Linked DNA regions of Homo sapiens: region 2 is linked to region 1. Evidence: chromatin loops called from intact Hi-C (ENCODE). Cell type or tissue: CD14-positive monocyte. All regions are shown on one strand. Each heading gives the region's core, and the rest is flanking DNA. Links, peaks and the distances in the headings are about the cores only. Region 1 has its middle 30 kb from the start of IQGAP2. Region 2 holds the start of SV2C-AS2 (SV2C antisense RNA 2).

Region 1 (8,890 bases), core at 627-8,626:
CATGTTAGCCAGGATGGTCTCGATCTCCTGACCTCGTGATCCACCCTCCTCGGCCTCCCAAAGTGCTGGGATTACAGGCGTAAGCCACCGCGCCCGGCCTATCTCACCATATTATAGTTGTTGACTTGTCTAATTTTTTTTAATTAACCGAGCTGTTTATTATTTTAACCAACAAAAGCTCTACAAGTGCTAGATTTAGTCCTGCACAAGATGACTTTACTAATAAAGGGAGGATGCCCAAAGAGATTTACCATATAGCTAAGGAAAAAGAATCTCACACAGAGGACATACTGAAGAGATAATGAGCTAGAGAAACAGAACTGGAATGTTTCATTTCTTTTATAATATACAGAGAATACAGAGGGGAGGAAAAAGGGAATACACTTTTAACTAAAAGAGTTGACAATTTTATTTTCACATTTCCCAATACAAATGAAAACTGCATCTTTTTTGTCCCACTTCTCCCCTCCAAAACTATTCTCTTTGATAGGAGAGGGGAGCAAGACTTCCTTATGCTGTTTAGAAAACCCAGCATCACAGCAGCATGATCTCCTGGTGAAGCAGAACAGGTAATATAAAACCGACATAATGAGCCCTCTCCTTTATCCTTATCTGTCTGGTCAAGTCTTTCTGGGCCGAGTGGGCACCATCATGGGACAGGCAGGAGGTCTTATCACTGGGGACCCAGGCATCATTGGCCTGTGGCCTCCCATAAGCGGCCTCATTCCAGGAGCAGGTCCCCCTGGCATCATCCCAGGAGGAGGAGGGCCCATCATTGGCATCATGGCAGGACCCCTCATATGGGGTGCTGGCATCATACCAGGGTGAGGAGGACCTGGAAGACTAGGGGGAGGTGGTATCATTGCTCCTACAGGAGGAGGAGCAGAGAATGGAGCAGGAGGTATCTTTCCTTGTTGAAATGCAGCCGTTGTTTTGTCAATCAGGCTCTGAGCCTGCTCTTTCATCCATTTCTGATAGTAGTCTTTCACATTCTCTTTGTGTTTCCTACCACTGCAGTGTGTCTTTCTCACAGGAGGAGAGTCATGGGTGAGGTATGTATTGCAGTAGTCACAATAAAACTTGGGCATGTTGCTCTGCAGGCCATTGGCCACTCCATTCCGTGACACCCAGAAATGAATGACTTGTCTAATTTTACTAAAGCAAAGCTCTAGCTCCTTGAGGATGGGGACTGTTTAAAGTTTGTCTTAATTATCTGTATGTATTCTTTTCACTGTATCTGGCATTCGATAAAACCTTAGTAACTATAAGTTGAATGAATGAATGACCCAGCAAGACCATGAGGAGTGACCAGAAGCTCATCAGAAGGATTTGAGTTTCAGAATACAAAATGTTTTCCTCATTAAGGGGCCAGGCTGGCAGCAGAGGTGGACTGAAAGTGTGCAGAGGGAGCCCCCAAGAGCTGACTCATGCTTGCTGAACACCAGTGCTGTGCTAGCCTCTGTTGCTGTGAATTATTTTTTCTTACACCTCATAGGAATCCTTTAAGGTAGATTCTGTTTTTGCTTCCACTTTAAAGACAAGAAAACTGAGGCCCAGAGAAGTTAAATAATTTGCTGCAAGTCACATAGTGGCAATGCTAAGATTCAGATATTGTCTATGCACCTTTCTCTAGGCTACAATAAGTCTGTAGTATTCATTTGCAGGTTCTTTGATAAGACTCACCTGGAATCTTTAGGAAGCTGCCTATGACTTCATATGCAGAGAAAAACCCAGCAAACAGCTTGGAAGAAGAGCAAATTTCCCACGAGACTTGGGACTGTCATGCTAGAAGTTTGGGTATTTTTGCTTAGTATTTAGATAAATTCAGATTCGGTAATTGTGAAATTTGAGAGCTGGAAGGTATCTTAGAAATCTTTGAGTCCAGTTCCTTGAACACCTGAAGGGGCCAGTGACTTGCTGAAGGCCACTCAGCTACTGGTGGAGGCAGAATTAAAACACTGGGTCTCTCTCTCTCTCTGACCTTCCTGTAGAGCTATGCATGTTTCACCTTTTTGGTGCTTGATTTTGCTTATTGGAGTCTCTTGGTAAAACATCTCTCTTAAGACTTCAAACTGGGTGGGACGCTGTAGCTCACACCTGTAATCCTGGTGCTTTGGGAGGCGGAGGTGGGAGGACTGCTTGAGGCCAGGAGTGCAAGACCAGCCGAGGCAACATAGTGAGACCCCTGTCTCTACAAAAAATTTAAAAATTAACCAGCTGTGGTGGCATGCACCTGTGGTCCCAGCTACTCAGAGGCTGAGAGAGGAGGATTGCTTGAGCCCAGGAGGTCAAGGCTGCAGTGAGCTATAATTGTGCCACTGCACCCCAGCCTGGGTGACAGAGTGAGACCCTGTCTCTAAAAAACAAAACAAAGTAAAACCTTCAAACTGCACATTGCTTTGTCAGAGAAAGAATTTCAACTTTGCTGAATGGCCAGATGTGGTACAACAGTGGGCCTGGACCTGCTGGGACCAGGAAGTTTAGGGGAGCCAGAGAGCTCAGGGTGAGTTGGGGGGTTGAGATGATGAGGGAAGCCCAAGAAGAAACACGCTGGAAGTGGGGCCTTCCTTTCACAAACATCAGGAGAAAACATATGGGGATTTCAGAAAGTTTTCTTGAATGCATACCAGATACTAGGAACTGGAGAAATTGCCCTCAAATGCTTACAATCCAGAAAGGCAGTAGATGTGAGTACAGTCATGAGATGGGATGAAAATATAAAGGGAGCCTTGATCTCCTGGGCTCAAGCAATCCTCCTCTCTCAGCCTCTGAGTAGCTGGGACCTCAGACAAGATGAGGGCATGAAGGATTTTGCCTGGGAAAGTCAAGGAATTTTTCCTGAAGGAAATGGACTCCTGAGTTGGGTCTTGGAGGAAAAATAGAAGGAAGAGAAAGTAGGCCATTTTTTTTTTTTTTTTTTTTTTTTTTGAGACAGGGTCTTGCTCTGTTGCACAGGCTGGAGTGCAGTGGTGTGATCCTCCCACCTCAGCCTCCTCAGCAGCTGGGACCACAGGTGTGCACCATCATGTCTGGCTAATTTTTTGATTTTTATTAGAGATGAGGTCTCACTGTTGCCTAGACTGGTCTCAATCTCTTGGGCTTAACTGATCCTTGCACATCAGCATTCCAAAGTGCTGGGCTTAGAAGCATGAGCCACAGCCCATAGCCAGAAGTAGACGATTTTATACAGAGGGAGGAACAAGGGCAAAGTTGGAAGGGCTGGCAGGGCATGATGTAAATCATAGCAGTGGTTATCAAAGTGTGGTACCTGGAACAACAGCATCTGCATGACCTGGGAAAGTGTAAAAACTGGAATTGCTGGGGATGGGTTTTGCACTGTGTTTCATAAGTTCTCTCAGTGACTCTGATGAGCCTTAAAGGTTGAGTCCCAAGCTTGGCACAGTAGCTCATGCCTGTAATCCCAGCACTTTGGGAAGCTGAGGCGGGAGAATTGCTTGAGCTCAGGAGTTCAAGACCAGCCTGGGTAACATAGAGAAATCTCATCTCTACAAAAAATACAAAAAATTAGCTGGGCATGGTGGTGCACACCTGTAGTCCCAGCTACTTGGGAGGCTGAGAGGGTGAGAAGATTACTTGAATCCAGGAGGTTGAGGCTGCAGTGAGCCATTGTACTCCAGCCTGGGTGACAGAATGAGACCCTGTCTCAAAAAAAGAAAAGTGAGGTTGATTTCCACTGAATCTGATAATTCCTAATGGGAGCCTCCCTGCTCCCATGGTAGGACTTTGGGATGGCAGGGACAGGTGTGGACAGAGCATGGGGCCTATACTCTGTTTCCCTCCTTAAATGCCTCGTGGCTCCTGTGGCTCTCTGACTCAGTCAAGTGTTATACACTGAACTGTGTGCATTCGGACATAAGCTTCTTCTCTCATCTGTGAGGTCCTAGACAGTAGGGTTTCCCCATGATCCTCAGAGCTGACCACACCAGCACTAAGAGTTCCAGAAGCCTCATCATGTCTACCACGCACACAGCCCTATAAGGGGTCTCTTCTTGGCCTCTCCACCTCCTTTCTGTCCTTTATGACCTCAATGTCACTCTCTCAACCAACCTGTGGTTGAAAATCGACATACAAGGCCCTGCTCCCGGCACTGTCTATACCTCTACCTGGCTTTTTCTCCATCACATGAATCAACATTGAGCCTATGTTTTACTCTTCATTTTTTTCTTTCTTTTCTTTTCTTTTTTCTTTTTTTTTTTGAGACAGAGTCTCACTCTGTCACCCAGGCTGGAGTGCAGTGGCCAATCTCGGCTCACTGCAACCTCTGCCTCCTGAGTCCAAGCAATTCTCCTGCCTCGGCCTCTGGAGTAGCTAAGATTATGGGCACTCACCACCACATCTGGCTAACTTTTGTATTTTTAGTAGAGATGGGGTTTTGCCGTGTTGGCCAGGCTGGTCTTGAACTCCTGACCTCAGGTGATCCGTCTGCCTCGGCCTCCTGAAGTGCTGGGATTACAGGCATGAGCCACTGCACCTGGCCGATTTTATTTCTTGTCAGCCATCCCAGCCCCCAGGAGAATGTGAGGCAAAGACTTGTGTTGTTTCTATTTCACCATTGTATTCTCCACGCCAGGACAGAGTGTGACATACGTGAGGTGCCCTATTTGTCAGATGAATGAATGGTTTATATCATGTGACTCTGCATGTGTGGCTTCAGGTAAATTAATTGATTAAGCCAGGAATTAGCGCCCTTACTCCAAGGCAGCTTCCCACTGGTTGGCCCATGTCCTGTGAGGGTGTCTGGCGTGAGAGCTCTGTCATGGTGACAGGTGGAACCCATAAACCCTACTGGTAGGGAGTTTGTGAGACCTTGAGAGGGAAGACCATGAGTAGGATGGGATTGAAGAAAGGGGCCACAGAGAAAAAGCCACAGAAGCTGCGGCACAGAGGCGGATAGCAGAGACTTTAGTCAGCAGGGACAGAAGCAATGGAAGCAGAGATAGAAAAATGATGAGTCATCCTAATGACAGAGAACTCCAGCCTGATAATCCCAGAGAATGACTCAGAAACCGGTTGAGATGCAAGGGCTGCTGCAGGGCTACTAGAGCTGCTCTTACATCTCAAACGATGTCCTGCATGTCAACAAAGCCCGGCCTGGTGGCTGGTTTGCTCGCTCTTACTTCTCTGCATATCCTAAAAGCAGCTTGCCATTAACCAAGATAGACTGAGGGGCCTCTGGCCCCTTCAACAAAGTCCCTGACAGCATGAGCCCGAGGACCAGCGTGGCCCTTGCCTGGCAGGGGCTCCCAGGGACTGGGCTGTGCTGGCCCTCACCTCCCGTGGGGAAGGCACCTGCACAGGGGTGGAAGTTATCAGGTCAGGCTAGGGCAGATGGCCTTGCTCATTCCAGGAAGCAGTGCTCAGCTGAGCAGTTTCCCTTCAAAGCGTGGCAGTGGTCATGGGAAATCTATGCAATCCCACTTTCAACGTACCCTTTCTCTTTAATGCTGTGCAGAGAAAAGGTCAGAGTGAGGCCTTGTTGCTAAGCCAAGTCAGCAAAAAAAATCCCATGTTTGCCATTCCAGCGTGGCCCTGGAGAGGCTCCTTTGAGGCTGCTGGGGTGAGGTGGGGGAGTCAGAAGGTGGAGTGTGTGCAGAGAGAGGAACATTGCCCCTGTCCTCCCTGCTCTGGGACCTGTTTGTTACTTGGTCTACCACAGGGCCTGGCCCCCTTCCTACCTGCCTGCCAGTCATTTACTGTCCTGAGTCATTTCCCAAGAACATACTTGGAAAGCTTCCCACCTGTCCAGATACAATTTTTCAATATGCTAGTTGTGCTATTATATGTACGTTTTTTTTTTATATTTTATATTTATAAATGTATATTTTTTCTTCATTTGTTTGTTTCATTTTGTTTTTTGAAATAGAGTCTTGCTCTATTGTCCAGGCTGGAGGGCAGTGGCACAAATCAGGGCTCACTGCATTCTCAGCCTCTTGGGCTCAAGCTATCCTCCCACCTTAACCTCTCAAGTAGCTGGGACCACAGGCGCATGTCACCATGCCCAACTAATTTTTTTATTTTTATTATTTTACAGATGGGGTCTCACTATGTTGTTCAGGCTGGTCTCAAACTCCTGGGCTCAAGTAATCCTCCTGTGTTGGCCTCCCAATGTGCTGGGATGACAGGTGTCAGTCACCACACCCTGCCACACATATTGGTTTTCATACACAGTTCCTGGCTCATAACTCCCACAGCCCTTATTACAGTAAAAAGAATATCTCTCTCTCTGGTCTTTCCCTGCCTTCCTTTGACCTCCCCATGGCAGGACCCTAATCTGATTGTGGGTCATGAGACCCTTATTCCAGAGAGGGTCCTGCCCCGTACCCTAGAGGTAGAAATGCTGTACAGAGAGGCCAGGAAGAATCTGAACAGACAGAACAGGACTTGCTGGGTTTAGATCATACCTTTTTTTTTTTTTTTGAGACGGAGTTTCACTCTGCCACCAGGTTGAGTGCAGTGGCATGATCTCAGCTCACTGTAACCTCCGCCTCCTGGGTTCAAGCGATTCTTCTGCCTCAGCCTCCCAAGTAGCTGGGACTACAGGTGTGCACCACCACACACAGCTAATTTTTGTATTTTTAGTACAGACGGGGTTTCACCATGTTGGCCAGGATGGTCTCAATCTCTTGACCTCATGATCTGCCAGCCTCGGCCTCTCAAAGTGCTGGGATTACAGGCGTGAGCCACTGCGCCCGACCAGATCATACCCTTTTTGTCCAATCACATTTGAACCAGGTTATCCATACTTCAATCATGCCTATCCAATGAAGTCTCCATAAATGGCCCAGAAGACAGGGTTCAAGAACTTGGCCCAGAAGACAGGGTTCAAGAACTTCTGGATAAGGCTGGGCATAGTGGCTCACATCTGTAATCCTAGCACTTTGGGAGGCCAAGGAGGGCAGATCACCTGAGGTCAGGAGTTTGAGACCAGCCTGGCCAACATGGTGAAACCTCTTCTCTAATAAAAATACAAAAGTTAGCCAGGTATGGTAGCATACACCTGTAATCCCAGCTACTTGGGAGGCTGAGGCACGAGAATCTCTTGAACCCAGGAGGCGCAGGTTGCAGAGGGCCAAGATCATGCCACTGCACTCCAGCCTGGGTGACAGAGCCAGACTGTCTCAAAAGAAAAAAGAAAAAAAAAAAAGGCCAAGTGTAGTGGCTCACTCCTTTAATCCCAGCACTTTGGGAGGCTGAGGTGGGAGGATCACCTGAGGCTGGGAGTTCGAGACCAGCCTGACCAACATGGAAAAACCCTGTCTCTACTAAAAATACAAAATTAGCTGGGCATGTTGGCAAGTGCCTATAATCCCAGCTAGTCAGGAGGCTGAGGCAGGAGGAATTGCTTGAACTTGGGAGGCGGAGGTTGCAGTGAGCCGAGATCGTGCTATTGCACTTTAGCCTGGGAAATAAGAGCGAAACTCCGTCTCAGAACAAAACAAAACAAAGCAAAACAAAACAAAACAAAACAAAAACCTTCTGGGTAGCCAAACATGTGGAGGTTTCCGGGAGGGTGAACGGTTAAGAAGAACTCATGCAAGGGCCAGGAGAGTGGCCCATCCCAATACCATGAGGACAGAAGTGCCTGCACTCAGACCTTACCCTATGTTTCTCTTCATCTAGTTGTTTATTTGTATCTATTAAAATATCCTTAGGAATAATCTAGTAAATATAAGTAATTGTTTCCTTGAGTTCTGTGAGCTACTCTAGCAAATAAATCGCATCCAAAGACTGGTTTGTTGGAATCCCAACTTGAAGCTGGTCAGTCAGAGGTTCTGGATGCCTGGACTTGTCACTTGTGTCTGAAGAGGGAGTTGAATTTTTGGCACTGAGCCCTTGGTCTGTGGGATCTGATGCTATCTCCAGGTAGACAGTGTCAGAATTGAATTGGAGGGCACCCAGCTGGTGTCTGCTGCGGTATCGATTGCTTGCTTGTGGTGGGGAGAATCCCCCGCATTTCTTTCTTTCTTTCTTTCTTTTTTTTTTTTTTTTTTTTGAGATAGAGTTTCGCTCTTGTTGCCCAGGCTGGAGTGCAATGGTGCGATCTTGGCTCACTGCAACCTCCGCCTCTCGGGTTCAAGCGATTCTCCTGCCTCAGCCTCCTGAGTAGCTGGGATTATAGGTGCGCACCACCATGCCTGGCTAATTTTTTGTATTTTTAGTAGAGACGGGGTTTCACCATGGCCAGGCTGGTCTTGAATTCCTGACCTCAGGTGATCCACCCACCTAAGCCTCCCAGAGTGCTGGGATTACAGGCATGAGACACCGCGCCCAGCCACTCCCCCACATTTCATCACAGAAGTTTTCTGTGTTTATTGTTGTGTGGCGTGACAGCAGAGGAAAACATTTTGTTTTTCCTACCACTAGTGCAATTCCAAAACATCTTACTTTGGTTCTGCCCAACATTGAGATTGTTGGGGGTCATTCATTCTTCTCAAATAAAAAATATTATGCCCAGATAGCATGATAACAAAAGCTCACTCATTCCATAAATGTTTATTAAGTTTCATTAAGTGTCAGGAGCTAGACCAGATATTGAGGAAACAGCAATGACAAGAGAGAAATTCCTGCTTTTATTGAGCCTCAGTCAACAGGAAAGACGGATATTAAACAAACAATTATAAACAGGAGGAATATTTTGAAAGAGGAAGTACAAGGTGTAATAGCAAGGGGCTTATAACAGAGGAAGCTGGATGCAGTGTGGGAGTCTGAGAAAACTTCCTTGAGGAGCAGACATTTCAGCTAGGCCTAGAGGATGTAGAGGGGGTATTCCAGACAGAAAACACCACAGGTCTGTGGGTCTAAAAGAGAAATAGAGAGAGCAAGAGCAAGAGAGATGTTTGAAGAAAATAGAAGTCCTGGCTGGGCGTGG
Region 2 (8,890 bases), core at 680-8,679, 63 kb after region 1:
AAATTTCCAGCATCATGCCCGACCCACCCTCCACCACACAGATGAGGAAACCAAGGCTCAGAAGGGTGAAAGGCCTTTTCCAAATTATCCAGCTATTTTTCTGGCAGTGACTGCACCTGAATTCAGTGACCCCTAGATCAGTGCTTTCCTCCACTTTGTTGATGAAGTAGAGGGAGAGGGGGAGGTGGATCTCTAATAGGCAATGCTTTATGAGGAACGGGGAGCTGACAGCTGAAGGATCAGGAGGTCTCAGGCTGTGATGGAAGAAGTGGAAAGGGACCCAAAGGACAGCAGAGAGGACTGAAGACCAGTGCTCCCTCCCTTACACTGGCCCAAATGCTCACTCTGGAAAGCTGGGAGGCTGGACCCCATACGGGGAGGAAAACTATCATCCATAGCCAAATTAATTCTCAAATGCATATTTCATTCATTCATTCATTCATTCACCTAGAGTTATGGCAGTAAATAAGGAAGACAATGTCTTGCCCTCAAGGAGCTAACATTCTAGTGAGTTAAACAAGTACACATGCAACCTAACATCCTCTCATCATAAGGTCTGGGTGATAATTTCCTTTAAGTACTTCAGTATAAACAATATGATTGATAGATAAATTGTCTCTAATGCATACCCATATAATTTAAAGCACATTAATCAAGAATCAACAGGCCAGAGATGGTTACTTAGTGCTTTAAAGATCATTTTAGAAATCTGCATGAGAAGGTTTGTTAATGACCACGGAGATGATTTTTTCACTGATGATGTGAGTGCTGTTCTGTATAAGCAATGATTGGAAAGAATGTTCTGCCCTTAGCCTAATGAACATACAAGCGTCCTCCAAGCCCTGCAGCCTCAAGTTGGTGAAATGGTACTCCTGGTCTAGACTCCAGATTCTAGAGCCCCCTTATCCTGCACCCCACAATTAAAGGGGCATTCCCTTGTTTAGCTGGCCCACAAGTCTGGTGGCCCTGCTGTCAGCATATCAAGCACATGGCCCTTTCATGCAAGGGCTTGCTCAGTACCCAAGGACAGCGAGATGGACTTCCTTGGAGCTCAAAAACAAACTTTGTGACTGTTTTTGTGCTAGTACACTTGGCAGGATTTGCTTCCATTGTAATATATTGCCTGATGGCAAGGTTGTGGGAGCAGGAAGCATATATTCCCCACCCCCTTCACCCTCTACTTCTAACTACCAGAGACAAAATGAATCTGACTTTTGCTGGATAGCCAAAGCATAAACATATATAATATAATGATAAGGCGTATAAGGAAAAATCAAGCAGAGCAGAGGGCCAGGGATGGAGTGGATTACATAGGTTGGTTAGTCGCGATAGCTGAAAGATTCCTCTGTACCAAAATCTTCACAAATAAGTGAGATATTTATCTTTATATTAGACGTAGAATGTATTCAAGAAAGAATGAATGAAATTGCCATTACAGAATACCAGATGACGACAGTGAAGAGAATTCTAGAGCTAGAAAGGCCCTGAGATGCTATTTATTTCATACTCCTCATTTAAATCTCAAACAATCCAGGCCCAGCTAGGCTGAGTGGTGTCCCTGAGGTCGCACAGCTGGTCAGTAAGAGATCCAAGATGACAGACCTTCGGAACTGAAGAATGGGGAGGAAACAAGAGAACTCTGTCAAAACAAGGACAGTCCTAAGGGAAGGGCTTGGGTTGCTTAATTCTGGGAAAATGTTTTGATTTTAGCTCATCAAGGAAGAGACCAATCCCACTGCACTGGGTGATGGCAGCAGCTGCCCAGGACTCTCAGGGATCGGCAGGTGTGAACAATCAGATCCTCAAATCCTTTCTGACCTCATGTCTGAAACTGTGCATGCATAAGGGGGCATAAGGGGGAAAGAAAAGGGAAGAAGGTAGGCAGAGAAAGGCAGGAACATGCGGCCAAACGACACCATGAGACAGGCTTGCCTGGCCCTGGGAGTCTGTGCAGAGTTGCAGGACGGCCCTGAGAGCGTGGGCTGCATCTCACAAGGTGTGCGCTCCTGGCCCCGAGCGCCACGGAGGAGGGGTAAAGATGGCCCCTAATGGCTGGGCACGCTGGCTCATGTCTGTAATCCCAGCACGTTGGGAGGCCGAGGCAGGCAGATCACTTGAGGTCAGGAGTTCGAGACCAGCCTGGCCAACACGGTGAAACCCCGTCTCTATTAAAAATACAAAAATTAGCTGGGAGTGGTGGAAGGCACCTATAATCCCAGTTACTCAGGAGGCCGAGGCAGGAGAATTGCTTGAATCTGGGAAGCAGAGATTGCAGTGAGTGGAGATTGCGTCACTGCACTCCAGCCTGGGTGACAGAGTGAGACCCTGTCCCCCCCCCCAAAAAAAAAAAGTGGCCCCTGAGCCATAAGCACACAGGAAATGTGAGCAGGGGACTTGGCCACAGCCACATAGTGGCAGCAGAAAGTTAACACCTGGACGCAGAGAAACATAAAGGCCAAAACCTAGAACTGGAATGAGCTGGAACAGGCCTACACCGCGGGAGCTACATTTATGACTTTTGAGAGATTTACAACTTTCACAAAGCAGGGAGAGAAAAGTAGGGACCCTGATGGATGGAAAAAATCCATTTCAACCTGTCATTACATATACTTTCATTTTGAAGACTTCAAGAGATGAGGGAAAATTGACTTATTTTTCCCAGTTAGGGTATTGAGGGAAGCTGACCAGCACAGACTAAACCCAAAAAATGAAATGCATCTTCTGTTGGTGTTCTCAGTTCTACCGCAAAGAGGGTTGAAAGTAATTTTGCTGGTGGCAGGGACTGGGGACGGAGAAATGAGGGAAAAGGAAGCTCCCCCACACCAGTATGTTAGATGGTTGGGGCTCCTTTCAGATTTACGGCAAGCTGGAAAATCCATTCTATGTCTGGCTCATGTCACATTCATATTTCATGTCTATTAGAAGAATCTCATGCCACATCAATTGTTTGTGATCTACATTACATATAATAGGCTCTCTGCTTATCTTTGACACAGGTGAGGGGCTGATGTAGAAACTGTTAAAAGACTATACAATGACTTGTATATTCAATAATGGCTCAAACTTCAAAGGTCTATCATTTTGCCCTGCTCTTCATTTCTTTCCTCATAATGCTTCTCAAAGCAATCTTGTCTTTCCAGCCTCACAATCAAGGACAAATTCCTGAATGCAACATTTGCTTTTCCGTCTTCCCGCTTCACCTCACTCATCCCTGCAGAAGTACAAGTATTCCTGGCTTCTTCAAGTCTACGCCTAAGAATTAAGAGCCTTGGGGAGAAGGGCACTGCATCGACCACTGCATCTCAATCATTGTGGCAGACGTACCACAGCACTGGGAAGCTGGCCTTGGCAAGAATCTCAGGCTATTACTACAGAGTTGGGAAGAAGGTTTAGGATCAAGATAGAGGTGACTGACCAAGGTGAGTGCATGAGCAGAGAGGTGCCTTCAACTTCCACTGCAGACAGTTCTGATATCTTGCCTCTACCTGAGGTGAGTTCTAGCCCTGGGCAAGTCAGTCCAATGAATGTCATTGAGAACCAGCTGCAAACTACTACTGCCCTACTGACCTAAGCACAGAGGTTATAGGGAAGTCTAACTTGCAAAGCCTTCTCTCAATGTCATACACCATTTTTGAAGATCAAGACATCTTAATACTTTGACCACTTGCTTCCAGGCTAGTTTTTTTGTATTCCACTCTGCCAGCCTGAGTTTCTAGCTCACTGAACTCTTGTCTCCTGGCCTGGTATCCTAACTCTGGTGTCTGTTATTTCTTAGTCCAGATCTGTGTTACCTCTGGATTTTCTTACGTTGATGGATTTACCCCCAGACTCCAACTCTTGCCTCTCAGACATGTTATTTCTATGGAGGCCTTTGTTTTCTGTTTCCTTTGACTTGAACTATTCCAGGTCTCTCTCTTAGACATATTTTCAGAATCTAACCACTTTCTCACCACCTCCATTGGCACCATTACCTCTTGCCACATTTCTTGCTGTGGACTTCATAAGTCAGTTCATGTCACTCATCTGCCCCCAAACCCCACATTGGATTTCATTTTACTCAGCAAGAAGACCAAAGCCCTTTTATTGTCCACTCTGACCCCATGGCTTCTTACCCTCTACCTTGGTCATTCTGCTCCAGCCAGACAAGCTTTGCCTCTCTTCCAACTGGTCTCTCACACTCCCACCTCAGGACCTTTGCACCTGCTGTTGCCTCTGCTGTGAATACACTCTCTCCAGATGTCTGCCTGGGTCTTTGCTCAAATGTCAGCTTTACAGTCACATCCCCCTAGACCATTCTATTTACAGTTGTAACTCTCCTTACCCCAGCATTCTCTATGCTCCACGTAGCTTTATTTTTCTCTACAGCACTTAGCACCATCCAATATACTACATCTACTTTACTTATCTGTTTGTTGGACTGTCTTCCTCAAACTATTATAGAATATAAGCTCTATCAAGGCAAAGCTTTCTGTCTGTTTTGTTCACTGCTGTCTCCCAATGACTAAAATAGTTCCTGGCACAGGATATGCATTCCATAATCATTTTTTTTTTTTGAATGAAATAGTGAATGACCTCTCTATCCCCAGCTCAGGTATCTTTCTGGCATCCAAACAAAAATATTCAAATGCCAATCGGACAGCCCCAGGTTGATGTAAAAACTCAACATGTCCAAAATGGAACTTATTACCTTCTTGACCACAGCCCAGACCCACTGTCCCTCCTGTGTCCCAGCCTCAAAATGCCATTGTGCTCCTGCAGGTGGTTTTTAAAATTAAAAAACATAAACAAAACCTGCCATCTCCATTCACTCAACTGTACACGCAGAAACTGGAATCATCTTTCTTTGACAACCTCTTTTCTTCCCCCTAACATCTAATCAAGCACCAAGCTTTGTTGAATGTATCCCTAAATATCTGTGAACATGTTGAGTGTTGACTTTTCCCCTTTCCAACCTACATTTTTCTTTCTTTCTTTCTGTTTTTTTTTTTTTTTTTTTTTTTTTTGAGATGGAGTTTCGCTCTGTCGCCCAGGCTGGAGCACAGTGGTGCGATCTCGGCTCACTGCAAGCTCCGCCTCCCGGGTTCACGCCATTCTCCTGCCTCAGCCTCCCGAGTGGCTGGGACTACAGGCGCCAGCCACGATGCCTGGCTAATTTTTTGTATTTTTAGTAGAGACGGGGTTTCACCTTGTTAGCCAGGATGGTCTCGATCTCCTGACCTCGTAATCCGCCTGCCTTGGCCTCCCAAAGTGCTGGGATTACAGACGTGAGCCACCGTGCCCGGCCTCCAACCTACAACTTAAGTGTCTTAACCAGCCTCCCTGCCTTCTTTCTGGCCATTAGAGGGAGCTCTCTAAAGGCCAAGAATGATCTTGTCATTCTCTGTAAGACAGCTCAAAGTCTCCCCGTCCCCACACAATAAGGCAATGTGAAAGAGTCTTCATGACTTGTTCTTTGAGTAACTCTTTTACTTCCAGAGCTTGTTAGCTGGTATTTGCTCTAACTGAAATGTTCTTTCCATCTTTTTGACTGGTTATCACCTACTAGATCTCAATTAAATGGAACTTCTTTCAAGAAAACCTCTCTGATGCTCTGAGCATCATGCACTTCCCATGTAATAACCCTGACCACTATATTACAACTGAAGTTTGCTTGTGCTTATGAGAATAAAGACCACAACTGATTTACTCACGGTTGTATCATAGGTGCTCAAAAAAATAGTTGTTGAGTAAATAAACAAACAGTATTAAAATTCACACCGAGATGGAATAGATATACTTTTCTTATTCTTCTTGATAAGTACAACAAAATATCCTGCACATTATATATAAAACAAACAGAACAAGACTGAAAGAGGAAAAAGGCAGAACTGCTAGGGAGCTTGGGGATGGGGAGTTCCCTGCGTTTGCCTTCTGCTCCATAGATCTCAGACTTGGAATCGAACAAGTTGCCAACCCAGAAATGCCAATAGGCACAGAAAAAGAAAAGCCACAACCAAAGCCTGCTCTCTCTAGCCCAAGGACCAGGAAAACGGCAGTCTAGCAAGATAGAAAACTTTTAGATAATAACCTCTCTCCTCAGACCAAACACCAGGAAAAAATTGTAGCTCAACTGCCAGCTACATCAGCAAAGGTCTGGTGGTAGCCTAGACTTCCACCCTTGTGAAACTAAGAAGACCTGTCAACACTACCATTGGGATGCCATCAGAGAAGGGTAAGTAAGGAGCTGGGACTTTCATCCCTGCTGGGTGGTAATGAGCTCCTCCTTCCCTCCCTCCCATGGTATCCATGATCAGGAAGGGAGTGTGGACTCCCAGCAGTAATGAGAATGCCCACTCTTGGGTGTCACTGGAGCTTAAGTGGAGTACCTGGACTTCTACGTCCACCTGGTAATAATAAGGCAATGCCTCCCTTTCGCTTGCCAGAGAGGAGTCACAGAAAGCCAATTCAAGCAAAAGGCTTAAATAAGATCCAAATTCTCATAACATAATATGTAAATGACTGCTTCCAATCAGAAACTGTTTGTCATACAAATAAACAGGAAGATTTCAAACAGAATGAAAAAAGACAATCAATAGATGGCAACACTGATATGACAGAGATGTTAGAATTATCTGATGAATATTTTAAAGCAGCCATAATAAGGCTTCAATGAGCAACTATGAACACACTTGAAACACATGAAATTTAGAAAGCATCACGGCAAAAATGGAAAAAATAGAAAGCCCTAGCAAAGAAGTAGAAGAAATAAAGAAGAACTAAATGAAAATTTTAGAACTGAAAAATATGATAACCAAAATAAAAAGCTTAGTGGTTGGGCTCAACAGCAGAATGGAGGAGACAGAGGAAAGAACCAGTGAACTGGAAGACAGAACAATGGAAACTATCTAAAGTGAAGAACAGAGAAAACAAACTAAATCAGGGACCTGCGGAACTATAACAAAAGATCTAATATTTATGTTGCTGGAGTTCAGGCAGAAGAGAAAAAGGGCAGCACTGAAAAAGTATTCAAATAGTTAAATTTTACGGGAGGCCATTGTTTTGGGCTAGTCTCCTGCACCTAGGCCACAGCAGACCAGTCCTAAGCAGAATGGAGTCACTCAGGCTAAGTGCCACCTAATCAAATTGAACTTTGAAAAGAGCCAGTTTTCCAAAAAACAGGTGATTCCGGCCAACCCAAATGAGCATAATAAGGAAGTCCCCTCTGTTTTAGCCCTTTACAGAAAGGGACTTTGAAAGGGCTATCTGCTTTTTGTTCTCTGTATCTGCTCTCTTTAGAGCTTTTCTGCCTATGAAGCCAACTTTCTCTGCTCAGCTCATTAGAGCACTCACCCCATTTTATAGAGTGAGGTGTTGCCTGCTTCTAGAATAGCAGATAAAAGTCAACTAGCTCTTTACACTAAATTTGTTGTAATTTTGTTTTTTGACAAAATAAATAATGGCTGAAAACCTCATAAATTTGGCAAAAGCTGTAAACCTACAGATTCAAGAAGCTGAGCAAACCCCAAACATAGTAAACCCAAAGAAATCCATGGCAGGCAAAGAAAAAACCTGAAAAGCAACCAGAGGAATCAATAGTTTATTCCTATTGGGAAAAAATACTTAAGACTGTAGATCATCCCCCTCTACAAATGTGGTATCTGTTTTCAGAATTCCCACAACAGACTCAGCAGTAACCCCTCACTTGCCCCAGAGAACACTGGATCTTATCTATCTTTTAAATATTGTCTTCTCTGAATAATAGGAGAAAGCTAAATGTCATAATTGCTTTAATTTGTAATTAATTTTTACTATTAGTGAAGCTGAGCATTTTTATATGCTAAGTGTTTGTTGACATTTCTTTATGAATTTCCAATTTATATATTCAGGTTATTAATTCATTTCTGTTTCAACCCCCTCCTGCCCTCAATTTATCATTTATATGTGCCTATGGTATTTTTTGCTGTGTGGAATTCACATTTTGTTTTACCCAGAGAATTCTTTTAACCTTCTCCCTGATGGTTTCTGGTTTTGAGGTCATGCTTATAACTAGCAGCTAAGGTTTTAGGGAATGTAGATTTGTTTTTGATTTGCTGTCCAGGGGTACAGTTTCCCACCTTTTGCATAGCTAAATCCTCTGGATAATAAATTGCACTTTAGTAATAATCTCCAGCCTTAAATATAAGGTATAAGTAAAGAATAAGTATTTGGTCTTCATCCCCAGTTCCCGGCATTGAGCTCCTAAAACCCTTGGATAAGAGTATCTTTTGGAGCCTGGCACAATGGGTCATACCTATAATACCAGCTACTTCAGAGGCTGGGGCAGAAGAATTGCTTGAGGCCAGGAGTTTGAGACCAGCCTGGGCAACACAGTGAGACCCCATCTCTTAAAATAAAAAAAAATAAAATAAATTAGCCTGGCATGGTGATACACATCTGTAGTTCCAGCTACTTTGTAAGCTGATGGGGGAGGATCACTTGAGCGCAGGAGTTTGAGGCTGTAGTGAGCTATGATTGAATCACTGCATTCCAGCTCTGGTTACAGATTGTAGCTCTGGGCAACAGAGGGAGACCCCATCCTTCCCCCTGCTCCACCAAAAGAGTGTCTTTTGTAGGCTAATGAGATGACTCTTGGCTGAGGGGATCCTAGATAGCTTCTGGATTGGGCTGGTCTCCAGAAAAACCAACCATATGTCCAGAGGGTTGGAATGTTCAGTCCCCTCCCACCTCTTTTTGTGTCCCTTAAATCATCATGTCCCAGTCAGTGTGTAAGTGCTCTCTAATCTGGGGAAAAAGCTAGAATGTCACCATGCATCTGTTTAAGACTGCAATTGTTATGCTCATTTTTGATACTGAGGTTTTGAAGAAAGGAGGATGTTGATGGCATTTACAGAATGGAAAAATGGTTGTTTCA

What was found. A loop is a pair of places that touch in the nucleus more often than their neighbours do. Peaks named below come from ENCODE experiments on the same cell type or tissue, not always from the same donor. Only the 100,000 strongest peaks of a DNase experiment are listed, where the experiment ranks them.
Region 2: it touches region 1 in a loop (2.3-fold over the local background); 2 of 110 quality-filtered maps call a loop at or near these places.

The regions. Positions count from the first base shown.
Region 1 is chr5:76,368,873-76,377,762 of GRCh38, reverse strand. It overlaps the pseudogene SNRPCP2. Among named protein-coding and RNA genes, the nearest start is that of IQGAP2, 30 kb to the left of the region's middle. RefSeq lists enhancers at 4,865-5,159, 5,106-5,899 and a cis regulatory region at 4,693-5,356. In CD14-positive monocyte, for the core only: no CTCF peak of the experiment used is centred there; a DNase peak (open chromatin) is centred at 5,002.
Region 2 is chr5:76,305,713-76,314,602 of GRCh38, reverse strand. All of the region lies in intron 12 of SV2C (synaptic vesicle glycoprotein 2C), which reads right to left. It overlaps SV2C-AS2 (SV2C antisense RNA 2), which reads left to right and starts at 2,974. Exons shown (of 4, transcript XR_001742750.2): 1 at 2,974-3,419. In CD14-positive monocyte, for the core only: CTCF peaks have their summits at 4,925, 5,124 and 5,329 (motif pointing right); a DNase peak (open chromatin) is centred at 5,352; H3K4me3 peaks cover 132 bases; H3K27ac peaks cover 801 bases.